Linked DNA regions of Homo sapiens: region 1 is linked to region 2. Evidence: read pairs that join two places in POLR2A ChIA-PET (ENCODE). Cell type or tissue: PC-9. All regions are shown on one strand. Each heading gives the region's core, and the rest is flanking DNA. Links, peaks and the distances in the headings are about the cores only.

The links. Peaks named below come from ENCODE experiments on the same cell type or tissue, not always from the same donor. Only the 100,000 strongest peaks of a DNase experiment are listed, where the experiment ranks them.
Region 1: POLR2A ChIA-PET joins it to region 2 with 9 read pairs; 20 of 35 experiments call an interaction of 5 or more read pairs at or near these places.

The regions. Positions count from the first base shown.
Region 1 is chr9:104,972,494-104,985,169 of GRCh38, reverse strand. CT70 (cancer/testis associated transcript 70) reads left to right here. Exons shown (of 4, transcript NR_184160.1): 4 at 11,614-11,849. Among named protein-coding and RNA genes, the nearest start is that of CT70, 13 kb to the left of the region's middle. In PC-9, for the core only: no CTCF peak of the experiment used is centred there; DNase peaks (open chromatin) are centred at 7,399 and 8,779; H3K27ac peaks cover 1,885 bases.
Region 2 is chr9:104,914,971-104,926,104 of GRCh38, reverse strand. The region is part of intron 1 of ABCA1 (ATP binding cassette subfamily A member 1); the gene reads left to right. It overlaps LOC124902239 (a long non-coding RNA gene), which reads right to left and starts at 8,404. Exons shown (of 3, transcript XR_007061706.1): 1 at 7,368-8,404; 2 at 6,269-6,319; 3 at 3,563-3,993. RefSeq lists a silencer at 2,028-2,077. In PC-9, for the core only: no CTCF peak of the experiment used is centred there; no DNase peak of the experiment used is centred there; H3K4me3 peaks cover 272 bases; H3K27ac peaks cover 422 bases.

The sequences.
Region 1 (12,676 bases), core at 2,408-10,407, 59 kb before region 2:
GCTCAGCGTGATTGGATGCTTCTCTCATTTGCTCCCTCTTTTCTTCCTCTGGCAAGTCTCTGTGCCTTTCAAATTGTAAATAATTTCCCAGACACAGATTACCTTCTCTTGGGCCCTCCTGCACCCACCCCATCAACTGTCCCTTAGCTACTGATGCATTTTTCCTCTCACATTCTGGCACCCCCAAGCTTCCAAATAAAGATATTTAATAGCTATTCCTGCTCTGTAACAAGAAATCAATATACTAAAGGAAAATATAGATTTGGGGATGGAACAAAAAGGTTCTAGGAAGCAGAACATCTGTCGCCTTCATAAATTGTTCCAAAGCTTCTCATAAATGAGACAGTAAGTTCAGAGTTTCCCCTTTGATCTCTTTCACTTCATAGACATTAAAGGTAAAGGGCTATGACTCTTTGTTTTGTACTCATTTGCTAGATTCAGTTACCAAATACGTTTATGAGAAATATAGGAATTAAAAAACCTACAACTGGGAAACATCAGTCATGAATGCAGTGTCATTAAGAGGCAAGTTAATTATAATCAGAGTGTAAAAACAGTGGGCCTGAGGAAGAGAGATTATCCTTTTTAAAGTTGATATAAATGAAGTCTACAAACTGATAAACACTCAAAGCAGTCAATGTAGGTTATTTTATTCTCAAACCTGCTGCGGCTTGGACTTTTACCAAGTCCACTCTTCCATCCATAACCAGGATTTAATAATAGCTGTAATTATTAAATATTTATTCTGAGCATTGGGCTAGCATCTTATGTACTTTATCTCTTTCAATCTTCATAATAATATCTCGTGAAGTGGCAGCCTTGAAGATGAGGAAGTGGAGGCGATGGGCTGTTAGCCACTTTGCCCAAACTCCCCATTCTGATAAGCAGCAGGGCTGGCATGTGAACTCAACTTGTCTAACTCCAAAGTTCAGGCTCCGAAGTATTATTTAGAGTTCCTTCCCTCATTTCTGACATCGTATCTTCATTCAAATTTCCCCTCCATTTTTGGTTTCTGTACTTCTCATTCTAATAAATTACTTTTATAAATATTGCTTTATTGAACAAAGCCAATAGTTGTAATTATAAGAAAAACAACAATATCAGTTATCATTGGAGGGTTTACTGAATGTCTGTCCCTGAGCTGGACCCTCACAAACACAGTTAAATTCAGGTTTGAGGAATCCTGTACTCACATCTATTCTTCATTATCATCAATGTGTCAAGAAATAAGGGAAGAAAAATGAGAGAAAAACAAAACAACACTGGACTGAGAATCAAAAGTCCTGGAATTCTTTACTTGCAAAATTAACAGCCACTTTCTGTTTACTTTACAAAGTAATTGTGAGGCTTAAATTAGATAATGCATTTAATCATGCTTTGTAAACTAGTCAGATCTCTACAAGATGTTATAGTGAGCTATGTCAGTATTTAGTGTGTGATCTTGGCAAGCCATCATCTCTGAAGCTCGGTTTCATCACGTGAAATGGGAATCATAGATCCTACCACTCAAGGTTGTTGTGAGGATTAAGGACTGCCTGGTCCACAGGGCAGGGTAATTGGATCTGTATTTCACTGATACTCTTTTAAAGTTTGTTTTCAAGACTGCTTTCTTTCCAAGTGCTTTTCTTTCGCTTGTTCCTAATTATTTTCTGGCAATTTCTTCCACTCTCATCCCTGAGTTGAAGCACTCAGCTTTCTGGCCACCTCTGCATTTGTTACAGGATGGAAAGTCTTGACTGTGAGTTGTCTAGGTTCTTGGCACATTGAACAAAGAATTGAACAAAATGCACAAAGCAACAAAAGAATGAAGCAATGAGAGAAGACAGAAACAATGAAAGTGCAGATTTATTGAAGTGAAAGTTCATACTCCACAGAGTGGGAGCAGGCTCCAGCAAGCGGCTCTAGAGCCCCAACTACAATGTTCTTCTACTTGAGATGGAGTCTCACTCTGTCATCCAGGATGGAGTGCAGTGGTGTGATCTCAGCTCACTGCAACATCCGCCTCCCAGTTTAAGTGATTCTCCTGCCTCAGCCTCTCGAGTAGCTGGGATCACAGGTGTGCACCACCACACCAGGCTAATTTCTGTTTTTTTATTGTTGTTGTTGTTGGTAGAGATGGGGTTTCACCATGTTGGCCAGGCTGGTCTCCAACTCCTGGCCTCAAGTGATCCGCCCACCTCAGCCTCCCAAGGAGCTGGGATTACAGGCATGAGCCACCAAGCACGGCAGGGTTGCCATGTTCTTTAGAGTTTTTATTAAACTAAAAGAATTTGGTAACACCCCTAGGTACCCTTTAGAGGCCTCCAACTGGTTACACCCTATGAAGACCTGGCCTGTGGCCAATCAGAGGCTGAAGTGGAGACTTGGCCTGTGGTCAATCCGAGGCTAAAGTGGAAACTTCTATCTTGTTATCGCAAGAGTGAGGATGTGGCCTGTATGCTGCCTAATCTTGCCTAGAACTGGCTGCACCTGCTGTTCTTTTGCCATTTGTAACATAACAAATATCTTAACCCTTGGTTACCCTAACTCCCTATTTTCCTGTCTCACATTCACTTCCTTAAGGAGCCAACTGGCACACAGAAGCCCAACCATCACTTTACCTACAAGACTCCCACGTCTCTAGTCTGTGCTACCAATCTCCCCAGTTTCTAACTTTTCTCTTTTCTGAGATCTTCTAGCCCCATACTTGGGATCTTGTTAAAATCCAGCTTCTGATTTAGCAGGGCTGGGGTTGAGCCTGATTTTGCAGTTCTAGCCAGCTTCCAGGTGATGTCCATGCTGCTGGCCAATGAATTACACTTGAGAAGCGAGCATCTAGCTTAACTGCTACACCAGAAATCACCTGACCAGCATCTCTCAGATCCTGTAATCTTCACAGCCTTTTACTGGATCTTTTCAAAGAGACTGTCATAGGCTCTTAACCGTCTGGACTTGTGTGACAGAAGCCACTAACCTTCTCCTGATTCTGTCTCTTTCTCAATGGTGATAAAGCCTCCTCTACCCCCATTTTTAGGTAGGCACTTGGCCATCCGGAATAAAACACAAAGTGTCCTCGTCTTCCGTCCAGCTAGGAATGGCCATGTGACTACACTCTAGATATAAGCAGAAAGAGTTTGTGATACTTTTGGAAAGTTTCCTTAAAGGGAGGGAATAGGCCATTTTTCTCTCCTTTTCTTCCTTCCTGTTGGTTGCAATGGGGTCATGGTGACTGAAGCTCAACAGTCATCTAAGGCCAAGAGGCGGGTGAGGCAAGCAGAGCAGTAGTGTGGAGCACACCTGGCTTCTCCAGACTTCTTTCACACGAGAGGGAAATACGAGGCTTTTCCACTTAAACCGCTGATATTTGGGGTTCTCCATGTCTCACAGTTTAATCCTAACTAATAGATGCTGCTCACTAATGAACTCCCCTCCATGTCTCTGTCCAGCAGAGCCAGCTCAAGCGTTCCACCCTAGCCTCTGAGGGGTATGACATTTCAGCACTCCCCCAGCCTCTACCTGAGTTCTTCCCTCAGCCCCAGGTTTTATCATTTTCTACGAAACTCTTTTCTCCTCCCAATCCCTGCCTCAATTGTCCTCTAGGAATCACCTGGTAGTTTTGTTTGAAATACAGACTAGAGTTTCTCTGGTCCTAGGCCTAGCAGGGGTCCAGCAATCTGCATTTATCTGGAGTGATTTTGATGCAGGTGGTTTGTGGACCAAATATTGAGAAACACTGCCCAAAGCTTTTTTTTTTTCTTTTTGGCTAATTTATAAAATTAGGAACTGTTTCAATCATACAGAAAAAAAAACAGAGTAGCATAACAAATACCTTAGTACCTACCACCTAGCTTTGTCAAATTTTACTTATTTTAAGTGTTGTAAGCTATGCCACACTACATGAATTAACAAAAATGTATCTATTGTTCTGTTGATGGACATTTGGTTTTTTTTTTTTTAAACCAAACTTTGGCTATTAAAGATAATGCTGGAATTAACATTCTTGAATGTAGCTCCTTGTGCACACTTGGGAACATTTAAAATATACTCCACCTGCAGCTTATGCTTGCATCACAATTATACAAGGCACTTTATATACGTTATTCGACTTTGAAATCTATTTTTTTTTTTTGAGACAGAGTCGTGCTCTGTCACCCAGGCTCAAGTGCAGTGGCGCGATCTTGGCTCACTGCAACCTCTGCCTCCTCGGTTCAAGTGATTCTTCTGCCTCAGCCTCCCAAGTAGCTGGGATTACAGGCATGTGCCACCCTGCCCAACTAATTTTGTATTTTTATCGACTTTGAAATTTTATAACAACCTTGAGAGAGGACACAGGAAAAGCCTTATGATCCTTATTTTCCAGGACAGTAAACAGCAGCTGAAAAACGTGAAGCGTATTTCTCAAATCAACCTGCAAGAAAATAGAAGAAGCAGAACCTGAAGCCAGGATTGTGGGGTCTGGGTCCTTTGCTTCTAGCCCAGCTCTTCTTCCTCTAATTGGTCTAATCACCAATCCACATGTTCTTTCTTGCACCAATGCATTCATGTGTCTTTATCTTCACATTTCAAACAACTAGTATGGTAGACATTGCTGGTTGCCTACCTAATATTTATTTGTCCTTTCTTCATTGTTAGCAGAGCTTTAGTTTTGTTTGGGATGGCAATATGCCTAGTTTTTATTTTTTAAAAAAGAAACATTACTCCCCATTTCCCACAGTGCTGGGCAGGAGTGGGAGTGGGGTGGAAGACTCTGTGACTCAGGTTTGCCACTGAAGCTACGAGAAAGTCTGCTGGGAAGTCACCAGAAAGTCTTGTTTTTCTGATGTCTGTGTTGTCGTCCCCTTCCTTCTTAGCGTGTTTCTGCTTCTTTTTGTCTGAAACAAGGATGAGAGGCTGGAGGTAGAGCCTCCACCTTGAATCATGAAACTGAGGCCACATGTGGAGTGGCCTGTCAAAGCAAATCAACAGGGTGTATCGGTTTGTTAGGGCTGCTGTAATAAAATACCACAGACTGAGTGGCATAAACGACTCACAGTTCATGGAAGTCCAAGATTGAGGTGTGGGGAAGTTTGGGCAGCCAAATACAATCCCTAACTGATACAAATAATTTCACTTCATTCATTTGTGTTTGCTCCTCTCTTTCTTTGAGTCCTTTATGGACTGGGGCCGTCTCTTGAGTTAGATCAGGTTCTTGGACTATGCTGGTCTGTATGTAGGTAATGATAGGTAAGTGTTTTGGGCTAATTAACTAAAATTTCATCTTTAAGCTGGCAAATTCCAGGCAATTTGCGGCCCTCCCAAATCCATTAAGTTGAATGATTCTGATTCTCTCCCACAAGATCATCTAATTTTTACTTTAATCTGACTTTCAAAAAGTTTCTCTGGCTAAGAATGCAAGTGAGTTATCATATGTGAAATAATGATTTAAACATTGCCTTCATAAACTTAGACCTTTGTGTGTGTAAGTTTTAAGTAGTAACATAAGCCGTAACATTGAAAGTAAGATCCAATAAAATAATCATTTATTTCTTTGAAAATTAGGGTTCATTTCTAAGGCTGGAAATTCAAATGATACAGAAAGAGGTTTTGACAGTTCTGCTGAAATGTATCTAGAGAAACTTCTGTTTTGAATAAAGTGAATTATTGTTCATCGATATTTCACTTGAACCCTGTCAGCATCCTCTTGATAACTGCATACTTCTTTTTATGCTTGTCTTCAGGAATGCTGAGCTAACTCACAGTAGGGCTTTGTTGAAATACTAATAATATGATTGGCATGCATTTTGTAAATATAAAGTACTAACCAGATGCACAAAACAATAATATGGCACTATCTAGGCAAAAACATGCTGTCTGATGCAACCCTGGAAGAGGCATTAAAGTATTATAAAAATAGTCATCTAGCTATGTTCAATGTACAGTCAAAGTTAAAATTCTAAATGTGTGTTTTGGCGATACCATGAAATAAATTATATTTTATTTTTTATTTTTATTTTATTTTTTTGAGATGGAGCCTTGCTCTGTCACCCAGGCTAAAATGCAGTGGCGCGATCTCGGCTCACTGCAACCTCCGCCTCCCAGATTCAAGCGATTCTCCTGCCTCAGCCTCCCGAGTGGCTGGGATTACAGGCGCCCGCCACTGGGCCTAGGTAATTTTTGTATTTTCAGTAGAGATGGGGTCTCATCATCTTGGCTAGGCTGGTCTCGAACTCCTGACCTCGTGAACCACCTGCCTCAGCCTCCCAAAGTGCTGGGATTACAGGCGTGAGCCACCACGCCTGGCCAACTATTTTATTTTTTAATTTTAAATTGTTACTGTCTAGTAGTGTATAGTCTTGCCTGTAATTTAAACAATAATTCACTTAGGAGTATGAAGTTCATACTTAATAGTACAGTCATTCATACAGAATCAACTATACTATGATAAATAAATAGTTAAAAATTAGTATTAACGGTTTATAGATGGGCTGTTATTTATGAAAACAAATGTTAAAACTATTAAAATGGAAATTAGAGCCTGATCTCTCTTCAAACAAAAAATTCTTTGCTTTTCCAGCAACACAGAGTTGTTTTTTGTTTTGTTTTGTTTTGGTTTGGTTTTTTTGTTTTTTTGAGACAGGGTCTCACTCTGTCATCCAGGCTGGAGTGCAGTGGCACAATCACAGCTCACTACAGCTTTGACCCGCCACGCTCAAGTGCACTTCCTTCCTCAGCCTCTCAAGTAACTGGCACTATAGGTGTGCACCACCATGCCTGGCTAACTTTCAAAAAATGCTTAGTAGACATCAGGTCTAGCTATGTTGCCCAGGCTGTTCTCAAATGCCTGAGTTCAAACAATCCTCCCCTGCCTTGGCCTCCCAAAGTGCTGAGAATACATTGCACCTGGCCCAGTTCATTCATTAATTCAACAAATATTTAGATGACTATTATATGCCAGGCATGAGGAAAGGGACTAAAGAGAGTTGTAAGGATTAAATGGGACAACATACATGAAAACATCCTGTATGCTCTTGGTTGCTGCTAAGGAGAATCAATAACAGAAGGGCCTCAGAGACATAGAGAGGCAGTCTAGAATAAAGATGGAAATAATGCAATAGTCTATTCTGATAAGGGCTTTGAAATGGAAAGTGAGAATTTGGGGACTGATTTCTGTAACAGTGGGCAAATTACTGCAGTGCCTTAGGAAGGTAAGCAAGGCCAGAGAAAAATGGAACTGTAATGGGATGGAGGATTTGGGATAATGGATCAAAGAAGATGAACTTCTACCATGAAGAGTTTGAGAACATGCTTGTCCAGTGATCACCAGACCTGATAAAGAGGACTTTAACTGACCATGAAATGGGAGGGGAAAGATGCCTAGATAAACCTGTTAAACCTGTTACCATGGAGTAGGTATAGTTCAGAGAGAGGAAAAATGGTATAGGAGTTACCTAGTGAGTCACATGAAAAAAGAAGTGGCATAGGACTTGGAAACAATACTTTGAGCTTCATAAATCCATATGCCAATGGGTGGTACCTAGGTAATAAACAATGTGCACTAGAAATTATAACAGAGGGCAGTAAATGGAATTTTTTAAAGCCTGTTGAGCCATGGTTGTATGGGAATCAACCTGCCGCCAGTTCCTATTGCATCAGATAAGAGGGCGTCTATGATACTGAATGTGAATTACCTACCATGGTGCCTAGCACAGAGTGGTTATTATTTGAAATAGAAAAAAAAAAATAGCTATAAAGCCCTCGCAAATTCCTTATCCTCCCATCGCCCTTGCTCCTATCCCAGTACATACACCACAATCTATTCAATTTTGCAAGCCTAGAAACCCAACACTCTCCTGTGTTTATGAAGAGGAGCAAATGCCAAGTCTTGTTGCTTCTACCTCATAAACTATTTTGGCATCGCCCCATTTTTCTGCCTTCCTACTATTACCACTGTATTATAATACCATCATTTCTGGGGGGCCATTGTTTTAAAACAAAATCGATTTGTGTCACTTTCTGCATAAGACCCATCGCTATTTCCTATCACTCTGGGTAAAAACAAAGACAACACTTGGACATAGCCTGTAGCACCCAATTGTTCTGGCTGCCGCTTGGCTCTCCAGCCTCATCTCTCTGTCATTTTCTGCTCAACTTTGATCCTAAAATATGTCAGGCTCCTTCTCGCCTTACGTCTTTGCATGTGCTATTGCATTTGCCTAAAACACTTTCCCCTGCCATCTTTGCCTAGTTAATTCCTATTTATCTTTCAGATCCCAGTTTACCTGCTGATTTTCTTTGGCAAAGCCTCTCCTGACCACCTATACTAAGGCAGTAATCCTATCATACACCTTTGAGCATCTTTTGCTTTCCCTCATCATAGTTTATAACTAGTTTTTTTGTGAAATTATCTTTTTTTTTTTTTTTTTTGAGAAGGAGTCTCGTTCTGTTGCCCAGGCTGGAGTGCAGTGGCACGATCTTGGCTCACTGCAAGCTCCGCCTCCTGGGTTCATGCCATTCTCCTGCCTCAGCCTCCCAAGTAGCGGGGACTACAGGTGCCTGCTACCAAGCCCAGCTAATTTCTTTGTATTTTTAGTAGAGACAGGGTTTCACCGTGTTCTCTAGGATGGTCTCCATCTCCTGACCTCGTGATCTGCCCACCTCGGCCTTCCAAAGTGTTGGGATTACAGGCGTGAGCCACGTGAAATTGTCTTTTAATGGCTCTCTCTCCTCCAGACTATAAACAACATTATGGGCAGGGATCATGTTTGTTTTGCTCACTGATGTAGCCCTAAAATCTAGCAAAATGCCAGGCAAATGACGAGATTCTCACTGTACGTTCATTAAATAAATAGAGCACCTGTAATCTGTATCTGATTGAAAGATTATATTGTTTACAAAACTACTGCAATACTAGATGTTGCTAGTGGAGGAGGCTGTGCATGTGTAGGGCCAGGGAGCATATTGGAACTCACTGTACTTTCTGCTCAATTTTGCTGTGAACCTAAAACTTCCCTAAAAATGTCTTTTTTTTTTTTTTTTGAGGTGGAGTTTCACTCTTGTTTCCCAGGCTGGAGTGCAGTGACGTAATCTCGGCCCAATGCAACCTCCGCCTCCCAGGTTCAAATGATTCTCCTGCCTCAGCCTCCTGAGTAGCTGGGATTACAGGTGGGTGCCACCAAGCCTGGATAATTTTTGTATTTTTTTAGTAGAGATGGGGTTTCACCATGTTGGCCAGGCTGGTCTTGACCTCAGCTGATCTGCCCGCTTCAGCCTCCCAAAGTGCTGGGATTACAGGCATGAGCCACCACTCCCAGCCCAAAACAGTCTATTAAAAATTAAAAAGAAAACTATTACGAAAAATTTATACACAATTAGGGAGCGGCCAGGCATGGTGGCTTAGGCCAATAATCCCAGCACTTTGGGAGCCCGAGGCGGTGGATCACCAGAGGTCAGGAGTTCAAGACCAGCCTGGCCAACATGCTGAAACCCCCTCTCTACTGAAAATACAAAGATTAGCTAGGCGTGGTCACGATCGCCTGTAATCCCAGCTGCTTGGGAGGCTGAGGCAGGAGAATCACTTGAACCCAGGAGGCAGAGGTTGCAGTGATCGGAGAGCTCGCCACTGCACTCCAGCCTGGGTGATAGAGCGAGACTCCGTCTAAAAAAAGAAAAAAAAAAATTCAGAGAATAGTATAATGGATCCTCATGGACCTACTACCTTAGATCTTAATATAATTTGAGTGTTTGAGGAGACTCCTGGAATCATTTCTTTTTTAATTGAGTTCAAATTTCATGACTGATATCACGAGAATAAAATGATTTACTTACATATCCTGTGCAAGTGATAAATGATAATTCCTTTGCCTTCTGGATTTTGGATTTTTGTGTCCCTAAAGGATCCTAGCACCCTTTCCCAGCTCTCTGAGTTTGGTGGAACAGCAGGGCACGTGGCATTGACCACTTTGCTATGTTATTTGGATATCAGAGTGCACTGGTCATCTCAAAAGCATTTGAAACCGACATGAAAACCTTAATTCATTTCGATGACCACTTACCCTTACACTTCAGCACTTTTGGACAAAAGCACAGACAGCCACTGTGAGCTATAAAAAAAATAATAATGATTTGAAAACAGAACGACTAAGATTTTTACTCAAAGAAACACAGTTCCTTGAATGTTTTGGGCTGCATCCCACTCCCCAGGGTTTTTGTACTTGCTGTACCTCTGTCCAGATGATGCTCCTGTCTGGATCGACCAAACCCCCATTTACCCTTCAGATCTCAATTTGAGTGACCCTTTTCCTGGGAAGCCATGGCCTATCCTCCTCCCCGCCCCCAGCCCCCGACATAGATGACCTTCTCTGTGTTCCAGAGTTACTCTTTGCTAACGTCTGACCCACTTGTCTGTCTTCCCAGCTGTCTGTAAGGTATGTGAGAGAAGAACCACTGATCTGTGTAGTGGGGACTTATAATGTAGGAATTAAGTAACAAGATACAAACTTTGGAACTTGAAGCCTGGATTCAAATATGATCCCAGCACTTACTGGCTGTGGGGCCCTAGGCAAGTTCTTAAATCTGAGCCTCAGTTTTGTCATACCTTATGTGAAGATACTAATACCCACATCACAGAGTTGTCATGAGGTTCGTGAGACATTATGAGTATAAAGCAATTAGAAGAGTGAGTTCCTAGCTTAGAGTTAACACTCAATAAAGATAGGCAGAATAAAAGAAAAACAAAAAGGAAGGAAAGAGGAAAAAGAGGAAGGGAGTAGAGTGAATGACTGCCCAGGCAAAAAGCCAACATGAGAATTCCCCACAACTGAGAGATTCTAATCTTGAGGATTGCTCTTCTCTATTTAGCTATGGCCAGATTACAGGAACCTTAACGTTTTGAAGTTCAAAGTGTATAGTTTTCAACTACATGTTTGCACTCAAGACTTTTATGGAGAAAAACAAGTTTTTCAATTCTTTTAAAGCCACTACCCTGAAGGGGAATGCACGGGGCTACTTTCTCATTTCTCCTCAGGGGCTGATGTGATTTTCATCTTTCTGCTATGCTTTTGGACTCTGGGGCTCATCCATACTTAGATGGCCTCATGTCCTTATTTATTTGAAAATTATATTGACTGAGCACCAACGAGTACAGAGCATTACAGCTAAAACAAATATGAAATAATGTGGTCTTTTCATGGCTGGGCACGGTGGTTCATGTCTGTAATCTTAGCACTTTGGGAGGCCAAGGTGGGTGGATCACCCGAGGTTAGGTGTTCAAGACCAGCCTGGCCAACATGGTGAAACCTTGTCTCTACTAAAACTACAAAAAATTAGCTGGGTGTGGTGGCATGTGCCTTTGGTCCCAGCTACTCGGGAGGCTGAGGCAGAAGAATCACTTGAACATGGGAGGCAGAAGTTGCAGCTGAAATTGTGCCATTGCACTCCAGCCTCAGCAACAAGAGTGAAACTCTGTCTCAAATAATAATAATAATAATGATGTGGTCTTTTCAACTTTGCCTGCCTGTATCACCCAGAGTTTGGCAACATTAATTGTGCATGAAGCAAAGTGGTGTTATTAAGAGATTCAATATGTATAGCTGTTGGGACTCTCATTGCTGGAATGGTGGCTCTGAATCACAGATACTTTCATTTTTCTCAGAACAGTTCAACTTGGAGCACCCGCTATATGCCCCACGCTGTGACAGACTCTCAGGGGACACCAAGGGAAGTAAGGCCCAGCTCCCGCCTCAAAGAGCTGACCATCAACTGGCGGGGATTAGACAATGAGAGAAGTCCAAGCTAAAGAAAGTACCACAGGAGAAACACCAGGCGCTTGAGGTTTCAAAGGAGGGAAAGGATATATCAGGTTGGAGATACTAACAAAAGACTTTATTCATTCATCCATGTATATCCAATGAAAATATTTATTGGGTGCCTACTATATACCAGGCACTAAGTTAGCTATCAGGAATAAGATATAAGTAAGCCATTATTCCTAGCCTCAAAGACTTCATAAAAAAGTAGGAGGAACACACATGTAGACAAACAATAATATTCATTAATTCATTTATTCAACATTTAATGAGTATCTATTAAGTCCCAAGCTCAAGAGTGGTGAGAAGAAAGGTCTCTGTGGTAAAGGAACCCACAGTCTAGCTCAGATGATAGGTGTATAAACAGAACATTTCTATGTAAAGTAGTGTGTTCAGTGCTGTGATAGGTATGTTAAAAAAAATTGCAAAGTCTCAAGATAGAGGGTGAAGGGCAATAAACTCTTTCTGGGGTCAGAGAAAGCTTCTGTAGAGAACACAACAGAGGGAGTATTACAGGACGAAGGAGCTTTTCAGGTAATTATAGAGAGGCAGGAGGAAGAGTATCTGAGGCAGGTTGTACCAATATGGCTGGAATAAGAAGAGTAGAGATGTACCAGAGACAGAGGGTGGCCAAATGGTGCGAGGTTTTAGAGCCCTTCAGCTGAAAGAATGGAATGTCAAGGTATAATGACCACTCAGAGGAGCAGGTAAACAACTGAGTGCAGGGTGTGGATGGAATCTCAGGGAAAGGTTCCTGGTGGAGTACATATCTGAGAGTTTTAAGTAATGTGCAGGAACTTGTTAAGAAGAAACAGCATTCCTCAGAATGGATTTTGCAGGTGAAAATAATGGAGAGAAGAAATTTCAGAGTCAACAGCTTGAGCAAAAAGCAAAGAAGCAAAAAGCCCACGTAC
Region 2 (11,134 bases), core at 2,526-10,525:
AATCCCTGCTTCCCACGAAGAGAACCTCACAAAAATTTCCCCCAAGTTAAAGAGTGGAATTTTCTTGATTTTTTTTTCTTTTTTTTTTAACGGCCGTAGTTTAGAACCCAGACTTAAATTATGATCTTCTTTTCAAACAAAACTTAAAGTCCTTAAGTTTTCATCTCCCCTTTTATTTCAACCTATTCTTCTCATACCTACCACAAAAATAATGGAGGCTTTCTGTTGAGAAACTTTCCGTTTCTGTTGAGAGTATCATTCTCTTGAGAAACTTTCTCCTAAATCAGAGAAAGTATGGAAGCATGGAAAGTATTCCTGAGTAGAACCTCTACAGATATTACAATATTTTTCAAATACAAAGTTTCCATTGTCAGCCTGTTTCCCAAGTGCTTCCACAAACCATTAAATAATTCCACAAACCATTAAAATAATTAATGCTAGGGAATTTTAGGAAAACATTGGTTTACAATCAGAAGGACCGGGGAAGTGGGTCTTCAGCCTTCACGATGACTACAAGCCATTTAAGGGACTAGAATTGCTACTGTTGTCAGAGCAATTTAGGAGTCTGTATTTGAGCACCCGCATAGTGTTCCAGAATGACATATCTGACTGTAACCTGGACACGTGTGATATGTTGTCTCCCCTGCAGATGAGCATTTGAAATCTCAACCCTCGTATTTCTACGAGTGCAGGCCTATAATGGACCCTGGGCACATTTTTTTTTTTTTTGAGATGCAGTCTCGCTCTGTTTCCCAGGCTGGAGTGCAGTGGCACGATATGGCTCACTGCAACCTCCACCTCCTGGGTTCAAGAGATTCTCCTGCCTCAGCCTCCTGAGTAGCTGGGACTATAGGCGCACGCCACCATGCCTGGCTAGTTTTTGCATTTTCAGTAGAGACAGAGTTTCACCATGTTGGCCAGGATGGTCTCGATTTCCTGACCTCTTGATCCACCCGCCTCGGCCTCCCAAAGTGCTGGGATTACAGGCGTGAGGCACCGCGCCCGACCCCTGGACACATTTTGACTTAGAACATATTTTCGGTTTGTGTGAGACAGTGCATTAGTGCAGGATTGGAAAAGAGTGATCAGGAATTGATTGTTTTCAAGGATTGGTTCCTTCTGCTCAAGGAAGTCCCATTGTAAACATAAAAAAATGAATGAAACTGAAGAAGTTCAGTGACTTAGCTTTTTATTATCTTCTGTAGTACTTACCTTTTTGGAGAGGAGTTGGTTGGGATATTTTTCCATTTAAATTTTTTTTTTAAAGGGATCTTCTCTCCCGTAAGCCGGGATACTTAAGCTATATATGTAGTGGCTACAAATTAAGGTCTTCACTGTTTTCATTTTTAGCTGCTAGAATAAGTGAACATTACCTTAGATAGACTCTTCTAATTATGAAGATATCTAGATGTCTAGAAAATATCAAAATGCATGTGGTTTTTGCATTTCTAAAATACTTTTAAAACCAAATACTTTTTCTTTTTTTTTTTTTTCTGAGATGGAGTCTTGCTCTTTTGCCTAGGCTGGAGCGCAGTAGAATGATCTTGGCTCACTGCAACTTCCGCCTCTCAGGTTCAGGTGATTCTCCTGCCTCAACCTCCTGAGTAGCTGGGATTACAGGTGCGTGCCACCACACCCGGCTAGTTTTTGTGTTTTTAGTAGGGACAGGGTTTCACCATGTTGGCCAGGCTGGTCTCAAGCTCCTGACCTCAAGTGATCTGCCAGCCTCAGCCTCCCAAAGTGCTGGGATTACAGGCATGAGCCACCACACCTGGCCTCAAATACATTTTTTTAAGTATCCAGATATTAAATAAATAATACCATTATAGTAGTTGTTATGGTCATTTACTCTAGCATCAAATGTTAAAAGATCATTCTGAACACTTGTTTTGTTTATGCTGAGAGAAGGCCTACTCCAAAAAATGCAACCATCTTCGTATCTGCATGTGGATACAACCATGAATGGCCAAAGTTATTGCAGTGTTGAATAGACACTTATATAGCACTGTGTGGCAAGTACTGTTTGAAATGTTTTTCACGTGTTTATTCATTGTATTTATTTTGAGATAGGGTCTTGCTCTGTTGCACAGGGTGGAGTGCAGCTGCACAGACAAGGCTCACTGCAACCTCAGCCTCCTGCGCTCACGTGATCCTCATACATCAGCCTCTTAAGGAGCTGGGGCCACAGGCACGCACCACTGCTCCTGGCTAAATTTTTACAATTTTTTGTAAAGACAAGGTCTCACTATCTTGCTCAGACTGGTCTTGAACTCCTGGGCTCAAGTGATCCTCCCACATCAGCCTCCCAAAGTGCTGGGATTACAGGCATAAGCCACTGTGCAGGTCATCAAATGCTAATTGAATTTTCACAACAAAACCATTTATTGTCCCTAGTTTACAAGATTAAGTAAATGAGAAGCTAATTTTTCTCTGGCTATATACCTTGCAAGAGGCAGAGCTAAGACTTGAACCCAGCCAGAGTTCTTTAACTCCAGCACTAACATTTCAGCTGCTGCAACCAGGGAGCTTTTCAAGGATGATCACCACATTCTCTACATTCATCTGCTATAATCCTTATCAGAATCTACAGCCTGTATCATATTTTCCTTGTTGCTGTGAGTGGGTCAGCCAAATTCTCTTTAACTTGAAACCTTGGTTGCGTAGGGATTGCAACATCCTGGAAAGAATAGAATAAAATTTACTCAACTCAATTTTTTACTTGGTTCATAATGAAAACTATACTATTGCTTCAGTCAGATGTTTGCGAATAGCTGTGTGATCTCAAAATGTTTTCCTATGTGATCTATAGAAAATGGAATGATAGAGTATTAGGCTGTAAGGGCCTAAGAAACAAAGGAAAAAGAGAAGTGAACTGTTAGTTTAGTTGTAAAACCTAACTTTGGTGAATTGTAAAAATTTGTTATAATACAATATGATTCTTGCTTGTCCTGTCCTTGATGAAGTTGTGGACCTTTTGAAATAAGCTATTTCTCTGTTACTGCTGTTACTGTTTAGAAATCAAATTTAGTTTTTTCTTAAGATATACGTATTTTTGGAAGATAAACACAGTTTCAAAGTCTGCCTTGTTGGCTGGGTGCACTGGCTCATTGTTGTATTCCCAGCACTTTGGGAGGCCAAAGCAGGAGGATCACTTGAGGTCAGGAGTTCAAGACCAGCCTGGCAAATATGGTGAAACCCCGTCTCTACTAACAATACAAAAATTAGCTGGGCGTGGTGGTGGGTGCTTGTAATCCCAGCTACTGGGATTGGGAGGCTGAAGTAGAAGAATTGCTTGAACCTGGGAGGCGGAGGTTGCACTGAGTCGAGATCGTGCCACTTTACTCCAACCTGGGCGACAGAGTGAGACTCCGTCTTGAAAAAAAATGTCTGCCTTGTAAAAGTGAAATAGGATGAGAAAGTGCCTTTCTTATTAATTGGTGTAATGAATTAGAAATAAACTCTTTGAAGACACCTCTTGGTAAAAATAGTTACATTTACTGTTGATTTATGGTATGTTGGATATGTTTTTAAGTTTTCCGTGTAATAACTCAGTTCATTCTCATGAGTGAAATAGGTGCTTTTATTGTCTTTATAGATGGGAAACTGAGGTATAGGCAGGCTAGGTACATTATTATGGAGTTCGTAAGTAGTGGAGCTGAAGTCGCATCCCAGACAGTTTGGCTTCCGTGAGTTTACCAATCTCATGGTAAAGACTTTGTCAGACTATCAAAGTTTTGACAAATGAAATATTAGCAAAAGGCCAAAAGGGATTCTCTATTTTCATTTGAGTATCTTCACCTGAAAATAGTTGCCTGAATAAGTAGCCTGCATAGAAAGGTACATTTTAGAAATACTTGAGGCCAGAGAATGAAAAGCTTACATAAAATTGATTTCCGGTGGGGCCTTCAGTTACTCTCCATTCTACGAAGACCACAAATAGCATTCAGGCAAAGAGCATTTATTCCAACAATGGAGGAGCACTGGATTTGGTTCCTAAAACAAAATAAAGTTTGAAATCCTGTCTTTCCCATGTTGAAAACAAAGTTGGTACAAAACCCTTTAGCTTTTGCAAACCTCCTTTAAGACCCGATTTAAATGCTTCCCTCCTCATGAAGCTCTTCTGGATCCACTCCTTCCCATCACTAAGTTGAAAGTAAGATCCCCTTCTCTTTACTTCCATTAGACTTGGATTACAGCACTCTTTGTATCATGTATTTAATTCTGTTTTTTAATTACAGTTAACATTTATTTGTCTTCCTCTTGAGTGTATGCTTCTCTAGAGGAAGGTCTTTGATTCATTCTCCCCTGGCCTTAATTCATCCCACTTAATATGGAAAAAATTTAATAAATGCTGACTTGAATAAGTCCAACAAGGAGAATGGGAAGCTCATGTTTGCTTCCTGTCTTCTAAAAGACTACTTAAGATAACAGGGTAATCACAGAAAAGCATTAGAAATAGAGTTATATGAGAAACAACTGTAGTTAAGGCTAGGTTTATGTTAGACTGAGAAATTTTAGTGCATACTTAAGTTATTTAGGCCAGGTTACTTTTTGTAGAACAAACATTTCAGTTTCGCTCAGTTTCATTTCCGTTTCTGAGGCAGCTGTGATTTAAGAAAATGCTCTAGTCTGTGGCATTCCATATTCAAGTACTTTGAGTTGTATATTAATTTATTTTTGTTAATAAGAGTGACATGACTCACTAAGTAATTTAGAGATTTAAACACTTTTTTAAAAAACAGTAACTTCATATGCATTGGATCTATTCTTCTATAAAGTCTTTTCTTGGGGGGTGTTTGTTTAAAATTCCCCGGTGTTTTCTCTGCCAAATCCAACTTCCAAGAAGCATTTGGAAGTCAAAACATTTTATCTGGTTAGTCTTAAAGTCCAGATATTTTGTGATAGCTGGTATTTAGTTTATGATATTTCCCAGGAAGAACTTTTTAGTAGTTGAACCATTTATGAAAGACTTCCTTGAAGCTACCTTAGAGAGTTGATTTAGTTCTTCTAAATAAGTAAATAGAATATTAGTATTAGGACATCTTGGAGTATAGATGCAAATATTGGTGAAAAAGAACATGGATATCAGAGTCAAATTAATGTAGATTGGAATTCTGGTTATTACTAATGGATATCTGACATTAGGCAAGTTGCTGATCACTCTTTGCCTCAGTTTCATCATCTGTAAAATAGGTATTTGTGTTTGTGTATAATGTGAACCGTATAATATAATGCTTGGCCTATAGTGAAATTTATTCATACGAGTGTTTTCAGTGATTTTAAAAGCTTGCTTTAGGCCGGGCGCGATGGCTTCTGCCTATAATTCCAGCACTTTGGGAGGCCAAGGTGGGCGGATCATGAGGTCAGGAGTTCGAGACCAGCCTGACCAGCATGGTGAAACCCCGTCTCTACTAAAAATACAAAAATTAGCTGGGCGTGGTGGTGCAAGCCTGTAATCCCAGCTACTCAGGAGGCTTAGGCAGAAGAATCGCTTGAACCCAGGAGGCAGAGATTGCAGTGAGCCGAGATGGTGCCACTGCACAGAGCGAGACTCCATCTCAAAAAAACAAAACAAAACAAAACAAAAATCTTGCTTTATAGTTTACTTCCACATCAAATTGTCTTTATCCCATGTTACTTGCATTGATATCCCAGACATGAAAAGAAAAAAAGATGATAACAATGACAGTTATTAAATTAGGTTCCACTCTTATTCTAGATCACCAATTCATATTACTATTCAGACTTGGAACATTAAATTTTAGTTAAACTTTTTTTCAAATATGCATATAATTGTCAGTGGTTACTATATTTTGGGGAAGAGATTGTTGACTTCTTTGAAGAAAGATACGGATTTTCTCTTCAGAAAAAATACACATGGGCTCATATAATCCAAATTTTATGTGTAATTACAGGGTGTTCATGAATGCCCACAAATCCATTAAGCCATGTGACCTTGGACAAGTCATTTTACTTTTCTGTTTTTTAGGTTGTTGGTCTGTAAAATGATACTACTTGACTTTTAAAGAGCCCTTCAAGCTCTTATGTCCTCTAACCCCAGGTCTGTATTCAGAAGAAGGGGTGGTCCTTTAATTAGAGCCATCTAGAGATCTGAGGAACATGCTGGGCATTAGTGTAACATACCATGTGGATTTTGAGAGGTAAAGAAAAAATAACCAGGGAATGCCTCAGAGCATTCCTGATCAGATCGATGACAGAAGAAAGGAATGAGAGGGAGGAGAGGAAGCTGTTGAAATTTCCTATTTACCTGCTTTGAGTGAATGAAGATTTGAATCATAGAACCAGAAGGGGTTCTCATCTGAAATGCAAAGGAAGGAGGAGTTGGTTTAATTCAATAAGTTTCAGTTGAGTAAACATGATTTAGTGAGATACTGTTCTTGCTTCTGACTCACCATTTGGAAAATCTCTCTAAAATAAAATTGGACTCTCCATCTCGGACATCATTTTGGGTGTAGGTTTTGCTTTTTTTTTTGAGATGGAGTCTCGTTATGTTGCCCAGGCTGGAGTGCAGTGGCGCAATCTCGGCTCACTGCAACTTCCGCCTCCCAGATTCAAGCAGTTCTCCTGCCTCAACCTCCTGAGTAGCTGGGACTACAGGCGTATGCCACCATGTCCGGCTAATTTTTGTATTTTTTTAATAGAGACGGGGTTTTACTATGGTGGCTAGGCTGGTCTTTAACTCCTGACCTTGTGATCTGCCCACCTTGGCTTCCCAGAGTGCTGGGATTACAGATGTGAGCCACAGTGCCCGGCCTAAGTTTTACTTCTTATAATGGACTCCTGTTAAGCCAATAGGTGATGAAAGGAAACCATAACCAACTCTTCAGGCTCATTCATCCTTCAAGAATAGCATGCTAGTACCCATCCTAGGAGGAGAATTGGACTATACCTCATGAGGATAGTTTGAAGTATCTCAGAAGACCCTCACTGGGGGTAGGTCGGTAAGACACAAAGCTTTCTAAAGCACTGTACCAAATTTGTTGTTTGAGAGATCATAACAAATTAGAAGTGGAAAGAAGAAGGAGTAAAAGGAAGAAGAGGTTTCTGGCCAGGAGCAGGGAGGGGGAAGGAGCTGCTAGGAAGATGTTTGGTTGTCATATCCCTGTTCACCCTTGCTTTGCAAAATTCTTGTAGGATGCCAGGTTGGGAGTAATTGTTTTTCACAAGAGTCAAACCACGCTTGTTTTCTTGAAGAAGCAAGTCTTTGGAGGGTGGTGGCTTGAAATCTGTTGGATCTGGTATTTAGGTGATACACTTTGACATAAAGGCAACACTGATGCAAGCAGCAGCTTTCCTTGGAAAGGCAGGGAGAAAGTGAAGGCCCAGACTGATGAGCTTACACTGACCTGCAGACCCTTCTCCATTCCCAGGCATGTTTGGTGGCAGAGTTTACCTTAGTTGGGGTTAGGCTGTTGTCTGGTACTGTGAGAGAGAAGGAAGAAGAAGATATGATATTAACAACAACAATACATATTTATATTTGAAAATTAAATGCACTAATACACCTATAGTGCTATTAAACAAATTTATTTGTTCAGCAAATGTTTGTTAAACACCATGTACTGTGGAAAGTACTAGGTGCTGGACAGAGGTCAAAAGACTTTTAAGAATCTGCCACCATTAATGATCTCTTTCTGCTTGGCATTCAAGGCTCTTTGAAATAAGACTGTGACCCACTTTGATAGTTTTGTCCTGGATTATAAGACACATGCTCGAAGGAACTATAGCTGGTTTTCTCACCAGACTGATTAACATATAGTATGGTTTGGTACCTGTTAAATGAGTCTCTCTCTACAGGTTTTCATCTTCTACTTTAAGAACCCCTTCCTGGCATTGTTTGGCTCCTCATTGTTCTGGAATCTCATGTCCATCTCATGTATTTGCCTTGGTTCACACTTGATCTTCTGCTCATATTCCTCACCTACTGAAATTTTACCCATCAACCAGACCGTGGGTGATGGAACACAGCATGGGCTAGTTCTTCTTATATATGATCTCATTTAATTTTCACTGGAACTCTGAGATAGGTAGCATTTCAGCCCACTCAAGTTGACTCAAATTTTTGTAATCATCAATATATTTTAAAATAACTTTATATTTGACCTGTAATTGGAAAACCAATATGAGTTATCATAAATGAAAGGTAATTTTAAAAATAATTAGGATGAAGACAAATTATTTTTCTCACAGTCTATGTATAAGATAAACTATTGGTTCCCAAAGGCCCCAGCTGACAATGAGACTTCTCTTACTTTGTTGAAAAGGGAATTAGCAAGCATTAAAGAGGTGTCAAAAAGAAGACTAAACAAAAGCTTACTCCTTTTTTTTTTTGAGACGAGTCTTGCTCTGTTGCCCAGGCTGGAGTGCAGTGGCACCACCTCGGCTCACTGCAACCTCTTCCTCCTGGGTTCAAGCGATTCTCCTGCCTCAGCCTCCCTAGTAGCTGGGATTACAGGTGCATGCCACCACACCCGGCTAATTTTTGTATTTTTAGCAGAGATGGGGTTCGTCATGTTGGCCAGGCTGGTCTCCAACTCCTGACCTCAGGTGATCCACCCACCTCGGCCTCCCAAAGTGCTAGAATCACAGGTGTGAGCCGCCGCACCCGGCCGCTTACTCCTTAATGTACTAAGAATGTTATATATAGGCTGAAGAAGTGCTGAAAAGAACCATATTTTCTCATGATGTGGTTCAATGTTTAATACTGTGCTTGTTCATCTCCTAAAATCCTCTGAATATCACTTAAATTCATCCTGTGTAACTCTCCCACATTTGGGGAAATACTGAGCTTGCCTATTATTATATTAGCCCCATATTTCAGATGATGCACCTGAGCCGAGGAGAAGTTAAATAACTTGTTCATGGTTCCATATTTGGCTAATGGCAGAGCCAGGGATTCAAACTCTTGTCTCTCTGACTCCCAGGTTTGTGCTTTTCCCACTTGGCTGAATTTCTCATGCTACCTCCTCCATAACACCTTTCCTAGAACTTTTAAGGAATGCTTCCCCTGTTCTCTCATAGCATTTTAATGTAAGTTGCCAAAGTGTCCCAGTTTGCACCCCTACCAGCAATGTGGGAGAAAATAGCAACATATTTTTGATGTTGGGGTCTAGTGTTACGGTTTCTTCTGCTCTTTGGGATGTATATTCCATGGCTACTGAATACCCAAGTCCCAAACAGTTTTCTTAGACTCAGAAGGTCATCCACTTCAGCTTCTTCATCAAAAAGACATATTTTCTGGCTGGGCACGGTGGCTCACACCTGTAATCACAGCACTTTGGGAGGTGGAGGCAGGAGAATTGCTTGAACCCAGGAGGCTGAAGTTGCAGTGAGCCCAGATCGTGCCACTGCCCTCCAGCCTGGGTGACAGAGCGAAACTCTGTGTCAAGAAACAAAAAAAAGGACTTGTTTTCTGTTCCATTACCCACAGTGGTAGAATGGCGTGCTAAATTTATTCTCCAGCTGCCATTAACTGCAAATTAAAATCTTAGTCTCTTGCCTCTTTAATCCAGGCTTCTTCATACTATACCAGAATTTAGGATAACTATTACAGTGCCCTTTATAGGAGAGAAAGAAGAAATTGTGTCTGTAGATGTCTGTTCCTTTCAGCTTAAAATGGACACTGAAATGTTAAATATTGGACTGGCCTCATTTATTTCTCCTGTCTGTTGGTCCAATTTGAATCTTAAGGCGTCTTTCAACTGGAATTTTTTGTTTCTCTCAACTAAAAATTGTTCTTTGTAAGTTTGAATCAGAACAAAATCCTGAATGTTGAGGGTTTCCTAAAGGCTGTTTCTTTATGCAAAAGCCTGAAACCCGATGTTGATGTTGGCTGCTTAAAATTAACTGTGAATCAAGGCAGGGTTTTTATTTTTATTTTTTTTTTACTTTAATGATTGTGTTAATTATAGTGAAAACCTTGAGTTCACGAGAAAGAAAGCCTTTGGTCAAGTATTGTTTATTAAGTTGTCAGTCTTGTTGCAGGATTTGCAAATTTAGTGGAATTAGTGCCATTTTTCAGTTTACAATTCCAGTCACATTTCACATGATCAGAGCATGGCTTTCTTCTCTGTGGAGCAAATAGAGGGCTGTCTGACACTTGGTTCCAGTGGCTTCCATTAAGCAGAGTGGATATGTCCCTGGAGTCTGCAGAGAAGGGCATGGCACTCTGACCCCAGATGGCACTCCGTTTTGGGACATTGTCCAATTCTAGTTCATAGCATATGTGACCAACACCAGCTCTCACCTGATGTAAACACTTAGCGCGTTGTTGCTTGGGGGATTGGATTGTGTGAATTTTTCAAAACTACAGTTGACAGAAGGAGGCTACCAAAAATGAAACCCAATAATTCCATTTTTGGGAATTATTCCCACTTTTGTTCCATTTTTCCCACTTTGTTCTTTGGCACACAGAATGTTTGATTTGTGAAAATCTTAATAACAGTAGTTTTTTCTATAAGGAACACTCAGAATCTTGATAATATTGGAATAATACAGATCCTTTTGTAGGATCCTCTCAGACCTCATATAATAGAGTTCATGTAGTCAATATTTAAAGAAAAACACCCTTAAGTTTTTGTTTTTCAGAATCACAAGTAAGTGGATTTAAACTTGTGATCTTATTCCCCTTTCTTCTCTTAATTTAGTGAGGCAGCCAGCGAGAGGGTTTGTTTTGGTTATTCTAAAGAAGGAGTTTGCTTGTAAGTTTTGGAGGGCAAGACTTAGACTCTGTGTCTCTGTGCTTGCCCTGGAACTTTGATTAAATTGTCACTAACCGAGTTAGCTGGCCCTCGCCGGGCTGCAGAAATAGAAGTGTCTTGCACACATGACATATGACTGTCTCAAGAGCTGGCTGGTGAAAGGACGTTCTGGAGAAGGCTGCCGATACTGTATGAACTAGAACTGGACAAGAGCCTGGAGATTGGATAACTCAGTTTGGCGCAAGTAAAGGGAATAAAAGTGTTAAGGTGGCAAAATTGTATCCAGGTGTTTATAGGCTCCCTGAGTTCCTGACTTGAGCCTATCTATGGGTTTAGAGTTCAAGGCTCTTTACCAGTGCTGACAATCTTATACTCTAGGTTGAACCTCCGGGGAAGGTGCCCTTGCTTGATGG